Regions from separate parts of the Homo sapiens genome. Here region 2 is linked to region 1. A link is an interaction called in ENCODE POLR2A ChIA-PET data of the cell type or tissue named here. Cell type or tissue: A673. All regions are shown on one strand. Links, peaks and the distances in the headings refer to the core of each region. The heading gives the core; the rest is flanking DNA.

Region 1 (9,730 bases), core at 2,614-7,613:
AGCCCCTTTGCTTCCAAGTCACGCTCTGTGACTGATGGCAGATGTCGGGAAAGGCTCAACCAGGAGAGAGAAAGCTTGCAGGCGCGGGCGGCAGACTGAGGGCCCCGGGCGGGTGGAGCTCAATGAAAACCACAGACAGACAGCAGCTGTGAGAGCAAGCAGAGACCCAGAATGGCTTTAAACAGAAAGCAGAGGCCCACAGCAGGGAGTGAGATGAGACCAGGTTTAAACGTCACTTTCCCCTAAGTCCTTGTTCATTCACAGCTTCCTTCAGTAGCTCTGACCAGCTTTCTCAGCACCTGCCGACCGACAAACCAACCAACCAATGGAGGCTGGTGCTGGGGGTGGAGATGGCCAAGAGCCGGTGGTGAGAAGTGAGGGAGAATGGGGAAGAAGGGGCTCCACAGAGGGCACTTGATCCGGGACGGCTTTCCGGAGGAGGTGATTTCCTAGGCCTAAGGGGCCTCCGGGCAGAGGGGCCAGCATGAGGGAAGCTCGGAGGTGGGGGAGCATGGATTGGAGGAGAGAATAAGCAGTTGCTTGCTGGGGTGTCATAAGATGCGGCAGTGCACTCAACGCTACAGGAGCAGGCACGGGCCTTTTTCACCAGCCTAAGGATTTTGGAATGACTCTTCTATCAGCCAACAGTTTCCAACCTTATTTATGTACTTGTTTCTTTGATTCCAGCGATGCAGGAGAGATGATATTCAGACAGCCGACTTCTGCTGTGGGTGTGCCCCAGGTTATAAATCATTTCCATCAGGCTAGCTGGAGTCCCGGCCCTTCCTTTCCACTGAAGAAAGCAAATCAGAGTACCAGATAGCGAGAGTGATATTATCACAGGATAGCCTTGAAACTGCCATAACAAAAAAAATAAATCGTTCACAAATGTCAATCCTTCAACTACTATTAGCCCCAGAGAGACTGTTTGTCTGCCCCAGTGTGTCGCTGTGCAGAGGCTGAGAACGTCCCCTCTCCTCTTCCCACACCTAGGAGAGGGGGAGCCACTGGTAGATTGGGAGCAGGGGAGGGTCTGGAGTTTCAGAAAGATTTCCCTGGCTGCAGTGTGGAAGGGGGATTTGAGGGGAAGACGGGACACCAGCTGGGGAGGCTGCTGTAGTAACAGAATGCTGCCCCCACCACCCCTGGGTACAGTGGTGGCTGGGATGAAGAGCAAGGGCAGTTTTGAGAGAGCTAGAGGAGCCAACCTCCACCGGACTGACTCACTGGATGTGGAGTGATGGGGAGGAAGCTCAGGAACAGTGTCTGGTGTCCTAGTGTGGCTGGCTGGATAGCTGGTGGGACTGCCCACGAATAGGAGGTGCAGGAGGAAGAGGGCCGGGGTTGCAGGGGACCTGGGCAGCAGGGAGAGGGCAGGTAATGAGCAGAGTTGGGGATCGGTTGAGCTTAGTTTACCTGCCACCCCTCCAGAGATGTCCCACGTTGGGGGGACCCATGCACCTACTCCAGATGTTACCCTCCCCACTTTACAGCACAGGATTCTGCCTGGTGACATTTGATGCCATCTGTATCTGGCCACCCAGTGGGTGCAAAATGCAAGTTTGCTGATTAAGCAAAATCAACCTGAAGCAAACAAAGACTGATGTCCCCAAGGGATAGCCAGCTCCTTGGAGGCAGAAACCCTTTCCCTCTAGGGCAGAGCTTCCTCTGTGGGTCCTCACAGGGGAGGGTGGGAGAGAGACTGAACAAGTGAAAGGGAAAACAAGAGAGGAGAGATGAGAGGGAGGTGGAGACAGTGCTTCAAAGGAGAAAAAAAGAAAAAGAAGCATGAAAGAGAAGAAGAAAGAACAGAGAGGGGCAAAGGCAGGAAAAATAGAGGAGAAGGAGGAAGAAGATGGAGGGGTTTGGGGCAAGAGTAACAGTGCAGGCCAGCTGTGCCTGTGAGTTCACGGGGTTCTGCTTATTAAACCCCAGCACTGGCAACTTTGAGAAGATGCTCAGAGTTCTTTCCCCGCCCTGCTTCTCCCTCCAACTCACCTCAGCCTTCTCCTGAGCCTGCCACTCCACCCGCAGCACTGTCATCCCAACCCATACCTGCTCCTCTGAGATAGCCGTGTGTCCCCTGCGCAGTGGCCCCGTGCCCCAACTTGGCATCACTTGTCTCCATTGTAACGCGGCCCTTTTTTGCCTTGGTGTTGCTTGGTGTCTGCCTTCTTCCTAGAACTCTAAGTTCCCAAGTAGGCACCAAGCCAGGCACACAGGAGGGGGCTCATTCCTATTGCTGACCAAATGAACTCATTTACTAAGTTCCAAAATTTGTGTCAGGCACTATGCAGAGTTTTATATTTTTCACTAGTCCCGTGCAAGGTTTTACTGCTTCATTTTACAGAAGTGAAGCCCAAGACACAGAGAGGTAAGCGCCTTCCCTAGGCCACACAGCTAACAGGTGGCAGGGCTGGGATCCAAACCCCCGTCTGTTGGACTCTCTGCCCATGCCATCTCTGCCACGCCATCTCCAGATACCGTGGAAGACATGCTTCCCATGGGAACAGTGCTTCTTCCAAGCATATTATTTTTCTCCATTTTCATGCATTTTATTAAACATTTCCAAATCAGGAAACATGGAAATATTTTTTTAATAAGAAGAAAGAAAACATTGCAAATTGAGAAACTGACTCAGAAGGATTTGCCAGATGAGCCATCTGGTTTTTAATTTCAAAGAGGTTGACAGTGCTTCCCTCTAAGAAGAAAATGGACTGTGGAAGGAATGGCAGCTGGCTTCCCTCAAATGGTGCATCCATTTGCAAGGTGGAGAAGTTGAGCAAGACCAAGAGACCCAAGAGAAGAGAAACACACTCCAAGAAAAGCTTGGCCAGTGCTGGTGTTGAAGCTTCCCCGCTGAGGCCTGCAGAGGTTGCATCCAGCTGTGTGACACCAGCCAGCTGTCCCACCTCTTCCAGAGTTTCTCAGAAGCTTCTACAGGAAACCACTAATGGAGACAGAGATGCCACCACCTCGGTGAGAAAAAGCCACACCAACCAAACTCTCGTTTTCACAGAGCAAGAACAAGCTGTGGTTGTTTGGCGGCAAGTCGCATTTGTTTGTTGGAGCCATTGTGCTCTGGTGGTGCTGGTTTTCTCTCCTTTTAAAAATAACTGGAGGCCTTGCACCATGCTGTTAGTTCTTAGGGCTGGAAATAAAAGACTAGATTTAGAGTTGCCTTGGAAAGATCCAGGGCTGTTACCTTGAATTACCTGGTAGAGGAAAACGTCGTTATTTTCCTAAATTCAAAGCCAACTCTTGAAAAATAGGACACAGAGGTGAAGTGGATGGAGGGGTGGCTTTATACATGCATGTGGTGTCCTGGGCACGTGGTTTGATAGGCTTGTGATCAGCCCTGAGTCTTCAAAGCCATTTATTTTACATTTTAAGATGTTTATAAGGGAAATTGTTTTTGAGAAAAGAACGAACTATTTTTTTTTTTTTTTTGCCTTAATGTGAATTCACCCACTGGCACAAGCAGTAATAGCCCTGAAGTCACCCTAGGCCATTTATTCCTCAGCTGCCTTTGAATTTCAATGGGATTCTTTCACACGCCTCAAGCATTTCTGAAATGCTCCTAAACTAAAGGAACTCATAATACCCTTAAGAAATGATGATTTCACCCCATTTTCTCCATAAAGCTGGAATCACATGCCCTAGCATGCTGAAGGTACTTGATAATTAGAAGTTGATTATATTGGGGACCTGGACAAAGGCAGAGCTGGGAATGGGAATAAAACCCAGGACTCCATGAAAGTCTCTTTCCTTTCATAATAGCTTCTAATTCAGGCTTCTAATAGCTTCGAATGCCAGTCACATACAGAGCCTCCCGGCCATCACCTACTGGCAGTGGCTGAGCGGGTATTTTGCCAAGCTAGAATGGTTCCTGCCCAGGCACACGGGTGCTGCCTCCACGCCCCACCCTGTGCCCAGCTCACTACAATTGCCATCTTTAGCAGCCGAAAAAATACAGGTTTCAGTCCCAGTCTTTTCGCTTAGTTGCTGTGAGAAGTTAGTTAGGTCAGTTACGCACTGGAGCTTTGCACTGATTCACTGTAAAATCAGGTAACAGCTCTTATCCTGCTGGTCTTGTCCCACTGGCTTGTGAGAAAGACGAAGTGGAGCCATTCATTCATTCATTCATTCATTGGACAAGTATTTATTGAGTACTAGGGATACAGCAGTAAAGAAAACAGAAAAAGTCCTTTCCTCCATGAACCTTATATTGTAATAGGGGTTGTCAGTCAATAAATACAAAAATAGGCCACATATCTATTATGTCAGGTGGTGATAAGCGCTGTGGAGAAGAATGACTCGGGAGAAGCTGGCCTGCTGGGTGTGGGGCAGTAGTGCACTTGGAGACAGGGTGGGCGGGTAACACCTTACTGAGAAGCTGACATTTGTGCAAAGGCCTGAAATTATCTGGGATAAGAGCCTTCTAAGTAGAGATGTCCCGTGACTTATGATGGGATTACTTCACAATAAACCCACAGTAAGTGGAAAATATCATAAGTTGAAAATGCACTGAACGTACCTAACCTACTGAGCATCATAGCTTAGCCCAGCCTACCTTAAACGTGCTGGGAACACTTATGTCAGCCTGCCGCTGAGCAAAATCACCCGGCAGCACAGTGCCCTGTAGAGGACCTTGTAGAGTACTCATGATCACCTGGTTAACTGCGAGCTGCCCAGCATCAGGAGAGAGAATTGCATCACAGATCCCTAGGAAAAGATCAACATTCAGAATTTGAAGTACGCTTTCCACCGACTGTGTATTGCTTTTGCACCATTGTAAAGTGGCACCATTGTAAGTCAGGGCCATCTCTGAAAAGAACAGCAGGTGAGGGGCTCTGAGGCAGGAGTAAAGCTGGCTGGGTGAAGGAGCTGCAGAAACCCCAGGTGGCAGGGCCAATGGGCGAAGGTGAGATGGGCTCAGAGAGGCCCCCAGGTTGGGGGCCCCAGGGGACTTCGGCTTTTTTTCTGAGGGATACAGGAACTTTTGTCTTACTTTTTTTAGAGGGCCTCTCTGACTACTGTAACAGGACTAGCCTGAGGCAAGCGTCGCCCAGGCAGAAGCAGGGAGGCCAGTGAGGCAACTACTGCAGTGGTCCAGGTGAGAGGGCGGTGCTGATCCAGGTGAGAGGGTGGGGCTGGAGCAGGTAAGAGGATGGGACTGGAGCAGGTAAGAGAGTGGGGCTGGTCCAGGTGAGAGGATGGGGCTGGTCCAGGTGAGAGGGTGGGGCTGGACAAGGTGAGAGGGTGGGGCTGGTCCAGGGTGGCCACAGACCAGGGATGACAGGCGCTCCGATTCTGGAGATATTTTGAAAGCAGAGGTGACAGAATTTGATGGAGATAAGGGGTTTAAGCTGCAAGTCACCAAATGAAGAGAAGGGGCTGCAGCCACCCAGAAGAACAGCGAAGATTAAAAGGAGAAGCTGGGAGGAGTTTCTGTTTTCCTACACAGCAGCATCTGCTGCCTGTTCTTTCTCCACATCCGTGCAGCTGCCCTTGTCACTAGGACGAAGCCCCAGGTGAGAGGCTCCTGCAGAGGCTGTGACATACCTCTATCTGTATCACTTGCTGAAGGCTGATGGAGCCCGTGCACATTCACTCCTCACCGCGGCCTCGCGAGGCAGGCAGGACGGCATCATTACACCCTGCTTCCCCGAAGAAGCAGCAGGCCCTGAGTCCGTGGAGTGATCTGCTCAAGGTCACAGAGCCATTTGGCATGAAAGGCAGTCTCTGGGCTCCAGATCTTGTGTTCTTTCTGCTATGCCAAGGCTAACCATAGACACACGAGATGAAAATAGCACTTTTTTTTAGTGCACCTATGTGCCCGGCACTGCTCTAATCATTTTAGACATATCAGCTCCTTTAACCCTCACAGTAACTCTCTGTGAGGTGGTACAAGTATTATCCTCTTTTACAGGTGGGAAGACTGAGGATAAGTTCATGCAGACATTAAGGTGCAAAGCCCGGATTCAAACATAGGTGTTCTGGCCCTGGAACCTGTAGGTTCAGCTATACCCCAGCCAGCTTTGCGGCCTTTCTGCAAGCCAGTGTGTGGGCAGTAGGTGGATGGTGCTGATGCCACGTGTGGGAGACACAGGCAAAGAGCTGGGGTTGGCTGGGTGGGTCAGGATGGGATTTGAAGTGGGTCCTGAAGGGCCAGTTAGAAGGCATCAGGGAGGACAGGGCAGGAGTGACAGGAGCAAGAGAGCCATGTGTGCAAGGCAAGCTTGGAGCACAGCAACCCTGAAGCGGTGGTCAGAGCATGAAGCCAAGGAGGCACAGTCGAAGGCGGGAGGAAAGCAGGCCAGTGAGCCGCTGCAGATGCCAGAGGAGGGCAGTGTTCCGAGGAGAGAGGCACCGGTGGGGTCAGAGGCCGCCAGGGGGCCAAGCCAGGTACGTGTTGTTGGCTTCCTCATTGGAGAAATTCGCAAGCACAGGGTTCACAGCTCAGTGGGCAGGTCTGACTGTGTGACTCTGAAGATTGACCGGAAGGCAAGGACGAAGCAGTCCATTTGGCTGCTTTGGAGTTCTGCAGAGGATCTGGCTCAATGCCTGCAAATTTCCAACAAACAAATCAGACCCAGGACAAATGGCTAGAGCCGTCATATCATGTAGATCCATGTGAAAAGAATCCTTTTTTTTTTTTTTTTACAAAACTAGTTTTAAAAAGTATTCAAATTCTTTTGGAGAATAAGGAAGAAGAGGCAGTCATTTCACTTTGGCTTATTTTCTGTCACCCTAGTGCTGTAACAGATCACAGCTAGTGTCATGAAGCTGAGTTCTTATTAATAGTGAGAACTGACTCCAAGCTCAAGGAATTTGGCAGCCACCTTGACAAAGGTTTAATCTGCTGAAGAGAACAGCTGAAATCATTTTAACATGATTCACTGAATTACTGAAGCAAGCCTCACTTTTGTAGAGGGACAGGAAAAGCAGCATGCAGGCCTTAGTCAGTCCACAAGTATTTTAGTGAGCCCCTATTATGTGCTAGACCCTCAGAAGGTACCAAGGAAAGGCTACAGAGAATACTGTAATATAACTTCAGGGTTAGACAAATAGACCAATGGAACAGAATAGAGAACCAAGAAATAGTACCACTTCCACATATAATTTATGAGACAGAGGGAGCATTGAAAGCTAGTAGGAGAAAGGATGGTCTGCACATTAAGTGAAACTGAGATAATTGCTTACCCATGTGAAAAAAATGAAGTTGTATCCCTGCCTCACACCATATGCAAAATCAATTCCAGGCAAATTGAAGACTTAGAAAGGCAACATTTTAAAATATGTAAAAATGTTACAATCTCAGGGAGGGAATGATTTCTGCAAAAACCAAATAACTGCTAATTATAAATTAAAGGATGATAAAGTCACCTACAGTAAAATTTAAAACTTCTATTCATCAAAAATACTGTAGAGAAAAAGGCAAGGCACACACTGGAAGAAGATATTTGCAACACACAAACTGACAAAATTCTTATTATCTAGAATATATAAATAACTTTTAGAATCAATGAGAAAAAACAAAAACAAGCCAATAGAAAAGTGGACAAAAGTCATGAATGACACGCCACAGAAGAGAAAGTATGAATGACAAAGAAACATATGAAAGGCTACTTAAGCTTTTATCATGGAAACGTAAAGTCAAGTCTTGATGAGATCCCAATTCACCCACTAGTGTGGCAGAGATTAAAGTCAGACAATGGCAAGTGTTAATGAGGATATGGAGAAACAGGAACTCTTATCCACCTCTGGTGGAAGCCTAATTGGCACTGGCATCTTAGAAAACAACTTGACATTTCCTAATGAAGTGAAATATGTACATATCCTACAAACCAGCAAACCCAGTCTTAGGTATGTGTCCTAGAGAAACTCTTATGCAGTGTACCAGGAGCTATGATTAAGAATGTTTGGGCTGGGTGAGGTGGCTCATGCCTGTAATCCCAACATTTCAGGAGGTCAAGGCAGGAGAATCTCTTGAGCCCAGGAGTTTGAGGCTACAGTAAGCTATGATTGTGCCACTGCAGTCCAGCCTGGGCAACAGAGTAAGACCCTGTCTCTAAAAATACAATAACAATAAGTCAATAAAAAATAATGTTTGTAGCAGTATTTCTCATTAGAGGAAAAACCCGTAAGCTATCCCACTGTCCATCAACAGGTGAATGAATAAATAAATCATGCCATATTCATATGATGAAATACAATACAGGAATAAAAATAGACTATAGCTACATATGTCAATATAATATATATGTTGAACAGAAAAGAAGCAATTCATAGAAGAGTTCACTGTATTAGTTATCTGTTGCTACATAACAACTTGCTCCAAAATTTAGCAGCTAAAAACAGCAGACATTTACCATCTCAGGGTTGCTGTGGGTCAGGAATTCAGGTGCAGCTTAAATGGGTACCTCTGCCTCAAGTTCTCTCATGAGATTGTCAGGCTGTCAGCCAGGGCTGTGGTCTCACCTCAAGGCTTGACTTAAAGAACACCTGCTTCTAAGCTACTCATGTGGTGGTTGGCAGGCTGTGTCCCTTGCCATGTGGCACTCCACGGGCTTGCCTCCCGACATGGCCTGTGGATTCTCCCAGGGAGAGTGATCCAAAAGATAACTAGTGAGAGATCACCCAAGACAGAAGCCATGATCTTACCATAACCTAACTTCAGAAATGAAAGTCTATCACTTCTGCCATACTCTATGTGTTAGAAACCAGTTACTTGGTCCAGCCCACACTCAAAAGGAAAGGATTGCAAAAGTGTGTGAAGACCTCAAGAGGAGGGGGGATATCGAGGTCATTTTAGAAGCTTCCTACCATACTCTTGTGGTATGATTTCATCCTTATGAAGGTCGGAAATAGGAAAAATGAAATTACATATTGCTTAGGTAATCCTGCCTACATGGAAGCACTATGAAGAAAAACGAGGAAATGATAAACATGACATTCAGGGTAATGATGATCCTGGGGTGGGGGGCACTAAGAATGGAGAGAACATACAAGTAGATCCCACAGGTTGGAGCTGGATGGTGAGTTCATGGTGCTTATTTTCTTTCTGTGTTTCTTGATGTCATTTAATGTTGCATGTAGTTTTGTTTTTTCTCTTTGGTTTGGTGTTCTGTTGATATGATCAAAGTTACATGTGCATACACTGTAGAGTCAATCCTTCCGTGGTATTTGCTGTCTTCCACCAGCTCTTCCCATTTACTGTTCTCCAGAGGCAGCTACTTTTACCTTCTTTTGCTAATTAATTTTAGTATTTACCTCCATGTCTGTAAGTAATATGTGTGTATTGCTACCTTTTGATGCTTTGGTTTATTTAGGTATTATCTATTCCCTTCCCACTCTGGGAGATGAAAATTTAGCTCCCTTTCCTCTCCTCCAACTCTTCCTCTCCCTTCATCTTCCTTTTATAATTACATCATAATTTTGGTTAAAGCAGTAATCAGTGTTTACATTACTCAGTCAACACTAATTTGACTCTATTCATAGTTGAGCCTTGTAGTAAAAAATATGATAACTTTTCCCTTCCTGCAGAACTTTTCATTTTTCCTGGAGTTGTTAATGATCGTGTTTGTTTGTTTGCTTAGTTTTCTATGTATTCGTCATTAATGCAAGTGCAAACTCTGGCAGTTGTCTAAACCTCTTTTCAGGATGTTCAGGCACATTAAGTTTCCTATCAATTTCATCTCCTTGGAAGTGTCTCCCAGAGCCTCTT
Region 2 (9,730 bases), core at 3,065-8,064, 71 kb before region 1:
TCGGCAGAGTATAGCACGTTTGTAGCACGTTCTTTGAATGGAAAGCATGCTGAGTTCAAGGTAACTCTTTTCCAAAGCTGGTCGTACCTTGACTTAGCTTTTTGGTCTCGGGCCTCAGTTTCCTCATCTATTACTTAGCCCCCCAATCTTGTAATTCTCTGATTTAGATCTGGCTGCTCAGCCAGCTGCGGAACCTGCTTCCTGCGAGTGGAGGAAGGAGTTATCCCAAGTGTGACTGATGAAGTTATGCAGAGGGGAGTGCTTAGCAAGCACCCTTCCACAGGCAAAGGCCAGCTGCTGCTCACCTGTTGCGAAGCAGGCAGGGCAGGGGGTGGCTGCCGCATCTCCCCTTTGGGTGATGTCAGGACCTTTGCTAGGAATCTGCTCACAGCTTTCCTCATCCACAGTGGTTCCTGATCACCTAGCTAAATTTTAGCAGGGACCAGATGATCATGTCCCCGTCTTCCCCAGCCTTGCCCCAGAAGCTCACACCCAGGACCCAGGCCCTGCCCAGCACACATGTGAGGCTGGGGGAGTACCTTTTAGAACAGTATTCTTACTTGTTCATTTAGATGGCTTGAGTTTTTCAGGAAGAAGAATTCTAAAACACTGTTGGGTAACTCTCACCCAAGCTGGGTAATTTATAAGGAACATAAATGTATTTCTCACAGTTCTGGAGATCGGGAAGTCCAAGATTAGGGTGCCAGCAGCTTCAGTTGTCTGGTGAGGGCTGCTCTCTGCTTCCAAGACGGCGCTACGTTGCTGCATCCTCAGGCAGGGAAGGCAGGAGGCTGAGGGACTGAACACTGCATGGGGCCTCTTTGATACAGGCCTCAATCCCATTCACAAGGGAGGAGCCCTCATGGCCTCAACATCTCTGAAAGGCCCCATCTCTTGGCACTACCACATTGGCAACATCTGAATTTTGGAGGGGACACGTTTAAACTGTAGTGTCCACCTAGTGCAGGAACCCCAGGGCCTCTGTGTGTGCTACTGTGACGGAGCTGCTGGCCCCCCTGGGAGAGGCTGCCCTACCAATGTCTTTAGAAAGCCCGCCCTTCTGCCGAGAAGAGGCAGCCTCCCTGGAACTTGCCCCCTGGCCTGGTTCTGCTTCTGGAGCAGGGAAAAGAAGGGGTTGGTTTCCCGCATGGTAGCCTCCATTGTTGGAAGATGGCACCCCACCCCATCTCTCCTCAGTCTCCCTCTCTGTTGGCGTTTTGGAGCACGGACCTTTCAAAGACTCAGGCACCTCTTTTCCTCAGGCCAGTGTGTCCGGGAGAGAAATGAAAACACAAGAAGCAATGCATTTTGTTTATTTACCAAAACTCTGACTGAAAACCATGCTCTCCCTTGGAGAGTCCATTTACTTCTGTGGTTTAGCTCTCACCAACAGCTCTCAGACCGTGCTAATCCCCTCCCCAGGCTGCAGGCTCACGTTTTACATGCCACCGGCAGCCCCTGGCTCCACACACAAAACACTGAACTCCTCTTGCTCCCCAGTATCCTCTCCTCCTTTGCCCTTGATGACCCACCAAGTGCAGTCATTGGTTCAGCATCTATTTAATAATGTTCTTCTAGGTGCAGAGCCCAGGACAGGAGCCCAGTTCTCTAGATGAGAAACTCAGAATTCACCATTGCTTCTCCCAGGGGTCATCAGCCTTGAGTGAATCTATGGCTCTAATGAATGGCCCTGGTGCCATCCTGGAAGGCAGGCTAGCAGGCAGAATCATAAAACTCAGTTATGACCCAGGCTTGAGGAACGTTCTCTACTGAGAATGTAGACTTCAGAGCAGCCCAGCTTGGCGCAAATCATGCTGTTTGTCACATTTAGTGTGTAGGTGGCCTTTAGCAAGTTACTTAATCCTTCTTAGTCTATTTCCTTTCTGTAAAATAGGACTAATAACCATACTGTGGAGGCCACAGCAACTCCATCTTGGATGCTGATCCTCCATATTGACTTCCGATTAACCCAGTTTCGGGAAAGCCTCTAAGATTTCTCCTTTATCTACTGTTTACTGTAAGTCCTGCCCTTAGGCAAATTGCTTCTGAAGCACATATACCCCTTTCCTCTGGTATTTAATCCCTGGGACTAGGGGGTCGTGGTGCAGGATCCACCATCTTGTCTTACTGCTGCCAGAGACTGTGGCTTTTGTTCATAAGTCCCTATTAAATGCTTCTTTCTGAGAAACTGGATATGTCAGCCCCTTTCTTCAGCCTTTCAGCTTCCTCAGCCTTTGGGGGTAGGTTTGAATATGCCTACCCACCCGGAACCAGTACCTACCAGAAAGGGTTATTGTACAGATTAAATTAGATAATATATGCAGAACTCCTTAGCTTAAGTAAGAATGTGTTTGTCTGGCTGACAGAGTGGAAAGGATACCCCAGACAGAGGTCTCAGAGTAAACAAAGGCTCTGAGATGGGGAACTGCAGAGCACACTGGGAATGTCTCAAGGACAGGGTCCTGGGTAGAGGGGCAAGTTCACTATGGAGGGTGGGAAGGACCCGTAGGGACTTGTTTGCCTTGCTGAAGGGTTTTGGAATGTCCTGTAGGCAGCAGCAGAAACTATGAGAAGGTTTCAAGCTGGGGACAGAGATGATCAGATTTACATTTTAGACAGCACTCTTCATCTGCAGCATGCAAATATAGGAAAGGCCAATTTCAGAGGCAGGAGGACAGTGGGAAGCACGTCATCATGGGCCAGGTGAGGGGTGTTGATGCCCAGAGCTGGGGCAGGAGTGAGGAAGGGAGGATGGGAGGGATCCAGTACCCCTGGGAGGAAGTGCCTGGCTCAGAGCCCCAGGCATGGAATAAGGGGTGGGGTGCAGACACATTCACATCCGGAGGCGTGGAGCAGAGCCTGGCATCCTTAATAAAGTTGCAGGGATGGGAGGTGCCGTCCCTACATCCAGGCCAATGCCGGGCACGTAGCAGGTAGTCAGTGAATGTTTATTGAATTAAACTGAAGAGACTACTGTGACCCAGGATGGGATACAGAGCAGTGGCAGAGTTCATATAATCCAGTCCCAGAATGGGAGCTTCAGAGATCATTAATTTCAAATTGTGGTTCTTGGCCATATTCAAAGTAAAAGGCATCAATCAGATCAATGGGGTGGAGATCCACTCTTGCCTGGGGATATCAATCCCCTCAAGATCTAGCGTTGGTCTCAGATGTTTCCAGTCTTTTTCAAACTCAACAGAAACGTAACGGTAGTAACAAACTATGGGCCTTCAACCTCATGAATTTGAAATACAAGGGACCAAAAAAAGGGGAGGCTTTTAATTTATTAGGTATATAAAAGTGGATATTTTCATTAAATACCAATAGAGTTCTGAGCAGACAGGGAAATTACTTGAAATTACAGGACATAAATTATAGGAAGCCTCACTTCCTGTGGCATAATTGCTCTGTGGATGGGAGTGTCCTCCTGGGTGCGTGTAATGTGCTGTCACAGGGACATGGGTGTCTGTAATGCAGGAGGTGTTGCTGGCCCAGGTGCTTTGGGGTCCCACCGCTAAATGAGTTAGTGGTGTCTTCCCCTGAAAGAACAGACAGGACAACTCACGTTGCGTCTTGCTCTGTGCCCTCACCCTCCCTTCTCCCTGTAAAAGAAAGCAGGCTCAAGTCACATCCTGAATGTAACCTGTAAGGTGTCCTGGCACTGAGAGACAAGGTATAATAGCAGAGCACGTACTGACCTCTCTAAATTTTCCAACCCTAGTACAGTCTATAAAAATGGTGAGTCCATTCATTCGTTTACTTATTCAACAAACATTTATTGTAGGACTACTTTGTGCTAGGCATTGAGAATCCAGAAATAAAGCAGACCTGATTCCTGCCTTTGGAAATTGGTTTGTCCTAGACCTTTATCCACTGTGACCCAGGGTCATAAGTGCCATAATATGAGGGTCTGTGAAACACCAAGTGGCCACGGAGGAGGGAGTGATGCATTTCTCCCAGAGAGGCTGGGCAGGTTTCACGCGGAGATGATGCTGTGCCCTGCATTCGCCAGGAGCAGAGACCTTGTATGCTCAGGACAAAGCTGGCCCAGAGCGTTTCAGGAGAGGAAAAAAAAAGAGAAGGAAGCTGTGCCTGTCCTCCGAAGGGAGGTGGAGGCTGCCCAAACCCCCCAGGTAGGGGCTAGAGTCCCCATCCTTCTTCAGACACCTGGTAGAGGTTTCCTAAGGGTGTCTCTGGCTGGTTGGTTGATGAATTAGAAATACCTTCATTGAACCTCCGAGATCTTGAGACCCCCAGACAGACTTCTCAGCCTGGCTAGGTTTGAGCATGTCAGCTCCTTAACTCAGGTGTGATGAGCAGATGGAAGGAGGGAGCTCGGGCCACTCGTACTGAAGGGGAGGAGACCTTGACAAGGAAATTCCAGATGGGGGCCTCCTCTGCCAGGTTTACATCCCTCTCCTGTCCCACTTTCATGAGTGTGCCCCTGGATGATCACAGCACACAAGGGAAATTGAAAATGGGGAATGTGTTCCAGAGAACAGCGACTGGTGATGGGGATTCACTGGAGCGCTGCTCTTCTTTGGGCCTCGGCCTCCTGCCTGGCCCAGCTGTGCACAGTGGGGCTAGAAAGAAAGGGAGAAATAGAGAGAGGAGCTACACCACCAACTGGGCCCGAGAAGTCAGAACACCATGGAATAAATCCTCGTCAGACTACACTTTGAAGACAGAAAGCTCAGAGCTGATACATTAGCAAGCGCCTCAGAGACGATGGTGTGGCCACATCTTGTCTAGCGCTTTGTATTTTTTAGAGGGTTTTCACATCTATGAGGCCTTGGGCCTGGCCGCCTTCACCTTTTTGCCTTTTAGGTTTCAGCATAGATATTTCCTCCTCCAGGAACTCTCTCTGGCCATCGTCCCCCTTCCCTGACCCCAGGGTGCCCCTTCTAGGAGTGGACCTAGCACCAGCTCTTATAGCAGCGGCTCTTACTTGTCCCTGCGTGTCTTATGTTGGTTGTGAATACTATTTCTTGCCTGCAACTCCCTTCTCTGACTGTGGGCTCCATGGCAGTGGGGACTGTATTGGTTTCACTGTTGGACCCCCAAAGGCATGAGAGTGCCTAGCACATAGTAGGTGCTATTCAATGAGTGTAGGCTGAATAAATGAATGAATGAATGACAAAACTGGGGTAGGCATGGCAGATTTACTCCCTCCTCATTCTAAGGAGAAAGTAGAGCCTCTAACAGGCTGAGAGCCTGACCTGAAGCCCACAGACCTGGCATCTGGCCCGTGCTTTCTGCATCCTAAGGGGCTGCGGGTCCCAGCAGGTTGCCCAGTGAGCTGGCCATGCCCACCATGGCCCTCCCTGCCACTCTCTGGGAGGCCCACCTCGATCCCAGCACCTTTTCACTTGGATCGGCCGCTGGCCATGGATTGCCATGGTTACTACACCAGCCCTGGCAGTCTCTGTGTGACATTTTGGTTTTATTTGCTAAACATTTAAACACTTGGGCTTAACCCTTTCTGCCTCAGAGGGGGCTTTCCTGCCCCTGCTCCCTGTCCCTCAGGTGTGAGGGCCCCCGGCTGCTCTCCCTGGCCCTGGCTGGCGTCTCCGATGGGGTGGGTGTGCTCGTGGTGGCAGCAAGGCTTGTTTCTCGGCTGCCTGTATTGACTTTCTGTTTTGTCTCTGGGGAATGTCATCCTGGATCATGCTCTCACTGGGTGGTGCTGTGTCCATTAACAGGTGTGAAAAGCCCTGCTCCGGGCATGTTAAGGCTTGACCTCCCCGTCAGCTGGGGTTCTGTTGACTTCCAGGCAAACGCCTCTTGCCAAGTCCTCCAGGAGCTTCCTTAGCTCCAGGAGTTCAGGACGGGGTGGGGAGGGGTCATCTGCCCTTGAACCCTGGCAGGAGGACAGAGGGGAGACTGGTTTCGGGAAGAGTCCGTGTTTGTGAATGGGAAGGCGGTGCGTCGCCTGGCCTCCCACGCCTCCTCCCCTGCGGGCTTAAGATGAAGCCTCCCAGGAAGAGGAGGCGGCCCGGGAGGCTGAATCCACCCAGCTATGTGTTACCTTGGAAACCACACACTTGTCCTCGCCCTAGGCCATGTGAAGTGAGGGGGCCGTGGACACGCTTCTCAGGAAGCTTCCAGTGTAACTCAGGATACAAAAAATCACAGTCCCAGCATGGGCAGCTGAGAGAATGAAAATGTTCAAAAAAAAAAAAAAAAAAAAAAAGCAGCCTAACAACTGCCCTGCCCAAGGGGCTCCCACCCCAGCAACCCTCTGCCCATTCTACATGGGACGAGAGGCCAGGGCCAGTTTGTCTGGGATGCTGATCACTTGTGAGCTTGGACAAGCTACTTGTTCTAGCTCAATCTCAGTTGTGTTGTCTGTAAAGTGGGCAGATTAGGCCAGAGGATCTCTGAGAACTCTGATTGTAGCCAGAATTCCATGTCTGAGGGGCACTGCCTGACAAGGAGAGGAAAATGTCGGGAGAGTGGCTGTGAGCGGTTTTTGGTAACAATGACTGACCTGGTTTGTGTTCAGGAGGCCCTTTGTGGGACTGTCCGAACAACTTCTGTCCCTTCTCTTAATAGCCTTGCCTCTGCCCAGTCACAGAGCTGGCTGTCCCCTAAACACAGCCTCAAACTTGACATAGAAAACAATAATAAAGACAGCTCTTTGGCTCCAACATCTTAAAGTTTAAAGGTGACTCCTCTTGAGTCTCTTACACACAGGAGCTGGTCAGACAGCTTAAAGTTTTCAGGATAATAGAGTAAGTGGCCAAGTCCCCTGCCTTAACAATCCATTCCAAACTCCTTCCATGAACGCGCACTCCCACTTCTCCAAAGTCATGGGGAACAAGTGCTCAGCTTAATAGAATATTCTGTTTCTCCATCATTCTCAGCAAACTATCGCAAGGACAAAAAACCAAACACCGCATGTTCTCACTCACAGGTGGGATTGAACAATGAGAACACATGGACACAGGAAGGGGAACATCACACACCGGGGCCTGTTGTGGGGTGGGGGGATGGGGGAGGGATAGCGTTAGGAGATATACCTAATGTAAATGACGAGTTAATGGGTGCAGCACACCAACATGGCACATGTATACATATGTAACAAACCTGCACGTTGTGCACATGTACCCTAAAACTTAAAGTATAAAAAAAAAGAAAAAAAAAGAATATTCTGTTTCTCTGAGAGTGCCAAGGTGTGTCATCCCTGACTTTTTCAAAGTTAATCCGTTCTATTTGGTTTTGTTGTTACCATTTTTCAATGATGATCATTTCCCCCGTGGCAGCGGTTCTCAATCAGGGGTGTGCCTCAGATCCCCCGTGTCATATCTGGGTCCTGCATAGGCAGGTGAACCCCACTGCCTGGGAATGTGTGTTTTGACAGCACCGCAGGGGGGCCAGTGCACACTCTTATTAAGAAACATGGCACTCAATTAAGCTCAGGGAGGCCAGCGTCTTCCCAATCATCCCTGCAGCCACCCCTGCTGTGCCTAACGAAGAGCACTGTGCATAGTAGGACTCAGTGACTCCTGGGGTAAGGATCATTGACTCTCTGAGAATTTGTAAAGTTGGAAGGCACTGTTGAATCTTTAGTGTTTGGAGGCTTCTATACAAGTGTTGTTGCATTGTGCTATCAAGAAAATTCTGATAATTCTAGTTTCCTGTTGAGTACAAATCTAGTAAAATGACATTTTCCTGTTTTTAAGAGAAAAAATGGCAAAATCACCACTGCTCAAATTCTCCAAAACCCAACAATTGGACGAGGAAAAGAGATGAACTGCCCCGATTTACCTTTGAATTAAAGAATTCGATGCAATTCAATTGAGCAGTTTTGTTTCCTCCAAAGGCATCTCCCATACAAACCTGTCCTGTTAGCATGATGGTGGGAGAGACACTGAGCCTGCGGTCCGTAGACCTGGGTCCAAGTTGAGACTTGTTCATTTAAAACACTTTTTAAACTTGTGGTAAAATATACATAACCTATAATTTAGCATTTTAACCATTTTTAAGTATATGGTTCAGTGACGTTAATTGTCTAATTATATTCTTATATATATATTTGTATCCTTATTATTGTATATTTGTCACCACCATCCATCTCCAGAACTGACTTTTGTCATTTTCTGTGTGGCCTTGTGTGCCTCCACCAAGGCTTGTGGTGAGCTCTCTTCGCACATCATCTCCACAAGCATCTCCCACTTTGTCAGCCCCTAAACTTACCTTTACCCTGTCCCATCGCCCTAACGTCACGGGCCGGGGTTCTGATTCCAAGTTTCGATTGGGGAAGTGGTTGGTAATCCCACAGGTGGTAATAGTGTCGCCTCCATCTGTTGATCTCTTGTGTGCTGGAGACTGTGCCTTTACTTTATCATCTCAGTGATTCTTGGCGACAGTCCCGTAGTTAGGCTCTGTATTCATACCCCCTTTATAGATAAAGCAACTGAAGCAGAGAAGGTAAGAGATGTGTCCACAGTCATGTGGCTGGTGAGGGCAGAGGGTTTTGAGGTCAACTGTTTGAGTTGACCATCTCCAAAGCTAGCCAGGTTGCCCTGCCTGGGGGAGAGAGGCCCGTCCTCAAATTAACTCTTCTACCCCTGGTTCCTACAATGGCTAGAAGCAGCCTAGAAGGTGGGCTGAGTCATGGGGACTTCCCTCCAACAAGGGTGAATATTAGGAAGCCTAGGGCTGAACAGTAACCCAGTGTTGGTCCAACCTTGCAGCAGCTCTGGAGGCCCTCATCCCAGCCACACCCCCACCTTGGCTGTGCCTTGTGGTGGCTCCTCTGCCTATTAAAATCCCTTCCTTCTCCTGGTTTCCCTATTGTCCTCCCCTTGGGTCCAAGGCTTGCCTCAAGGATGAGGCCCAGCACCCTTGGGGAGGTAGAAGGGCAGCCATCTCAGGGTAACCTGCCCAGCCATCAGAACTGGGACCCGCTTCAGTTTCTCTGCCTTGCCTTCTGATCCCAAGGAAGGCTAGGGTCTTCCTTGAAGCCTCACTGAGCCCCATACTGGGTCTTGTTCTTTCTTGCCTCCCTGCCTTCTGAGGGGCTGACTTCTACTTCTGCTCGCCTGGAGTCACAGTGTCCCTGATAGTCCCCAGGCCCTCAGGATCAGACCTGCCTCTAACCCCAAGCCATCATCTGCCTGGGCTGAGTCTGGTCTTTCCCTTAGACACTGTGCCTTGGGCTGCCAGTGGCCTGGGTGAGTCAGGCTTCAGCAGCTCTTCCTGTTTCCCCGCCCATATTCTCCCCTCCTTCTGCCCGTTCCTATGGTAAGGTGCCAGCAGCCTTCCACCCAAACTCCCCTAAGCTGGACCCAGGACTTCCCTAGATTAAATGCCCCCACTTCCCTGCCATAATCATGTCAATAATCCTGTTTCCACCCTGATCTTGCTACTCTGAACAGGATCTGCTTGGTCCACAGCAGCCCAGGGATCTGGTGACACACTGACCCTTACACACCACTGGGATCAGGTCAGTACAGAAGGCACCGACCTGCTTTCTCACTTTGTTACTGCAGCCAAAGACAGCCAGTGACTTTTAGCTTTCATGGTAGCCTGTTAGTTTATATTGAATTGAATATTTACTAAAACCCCTCTGTCTTCTCATGAGCTGCTAAGCAGCTCCCCACCCTCTGCCCCCTCAATCTCCCATCCTTCCTAATACCGTTGGCTTTTTAGGTGAGAACTGTACCTTTCATTTTCTTCTGTTACGTTTCCCTGCAGCTGTTTCAGCCCTTCATTCTAGTCTGTC

The links. Peaks named below come from ENCODE experiments on the same cell type or tissue, not always from the same donor. Only the 100,000 strongest peaks of a DNase experiment are listed, where the experiment ranks them.
Region 2: POLR2A ChIA-PET joins it to region 1 with 8 read pairs; 3 of 35 experiments call an interaction of 5 or more read pairs at or near these places.

What each region holds. Positions count from the first base shown.
Region 1 is chr1:154,738,646-154,748,375 of GRCh38, reverse strand. The region is part of intron 3 of KCNN3 (potassium calcium-activated channel subfamily N member 3); the gene reads left to right. Among named protein-coding and RNA genes, the nearest start is that of KCNN3, 130 kb to the left of the region's middle. RefSeq lists enhancers at 1-83, 6,262-6,762. In A673, for the core only: no CTCF peak of the experiment used is centred there; no DNase peak of the experiment used is centred there.
Region 2 is chr1:154,809,672-154,819,401 of GRCh38, reverse strand. All of the region lies in intron 2 of KCNN3 (potassium calcium-activated channel subfamily N member 3), which reads left to right. Among named protein-coding and RNA genes, the nearest start is that of KCNN3, 56 kb to the left of the region's middle. RefSeq lists enhancers at 5,170-5,827, 5,828-6,487. In A673, for the core only: no CTCF peak of the experiment used is centred there; a DNase peak (open chromatin) is centred at 6,001.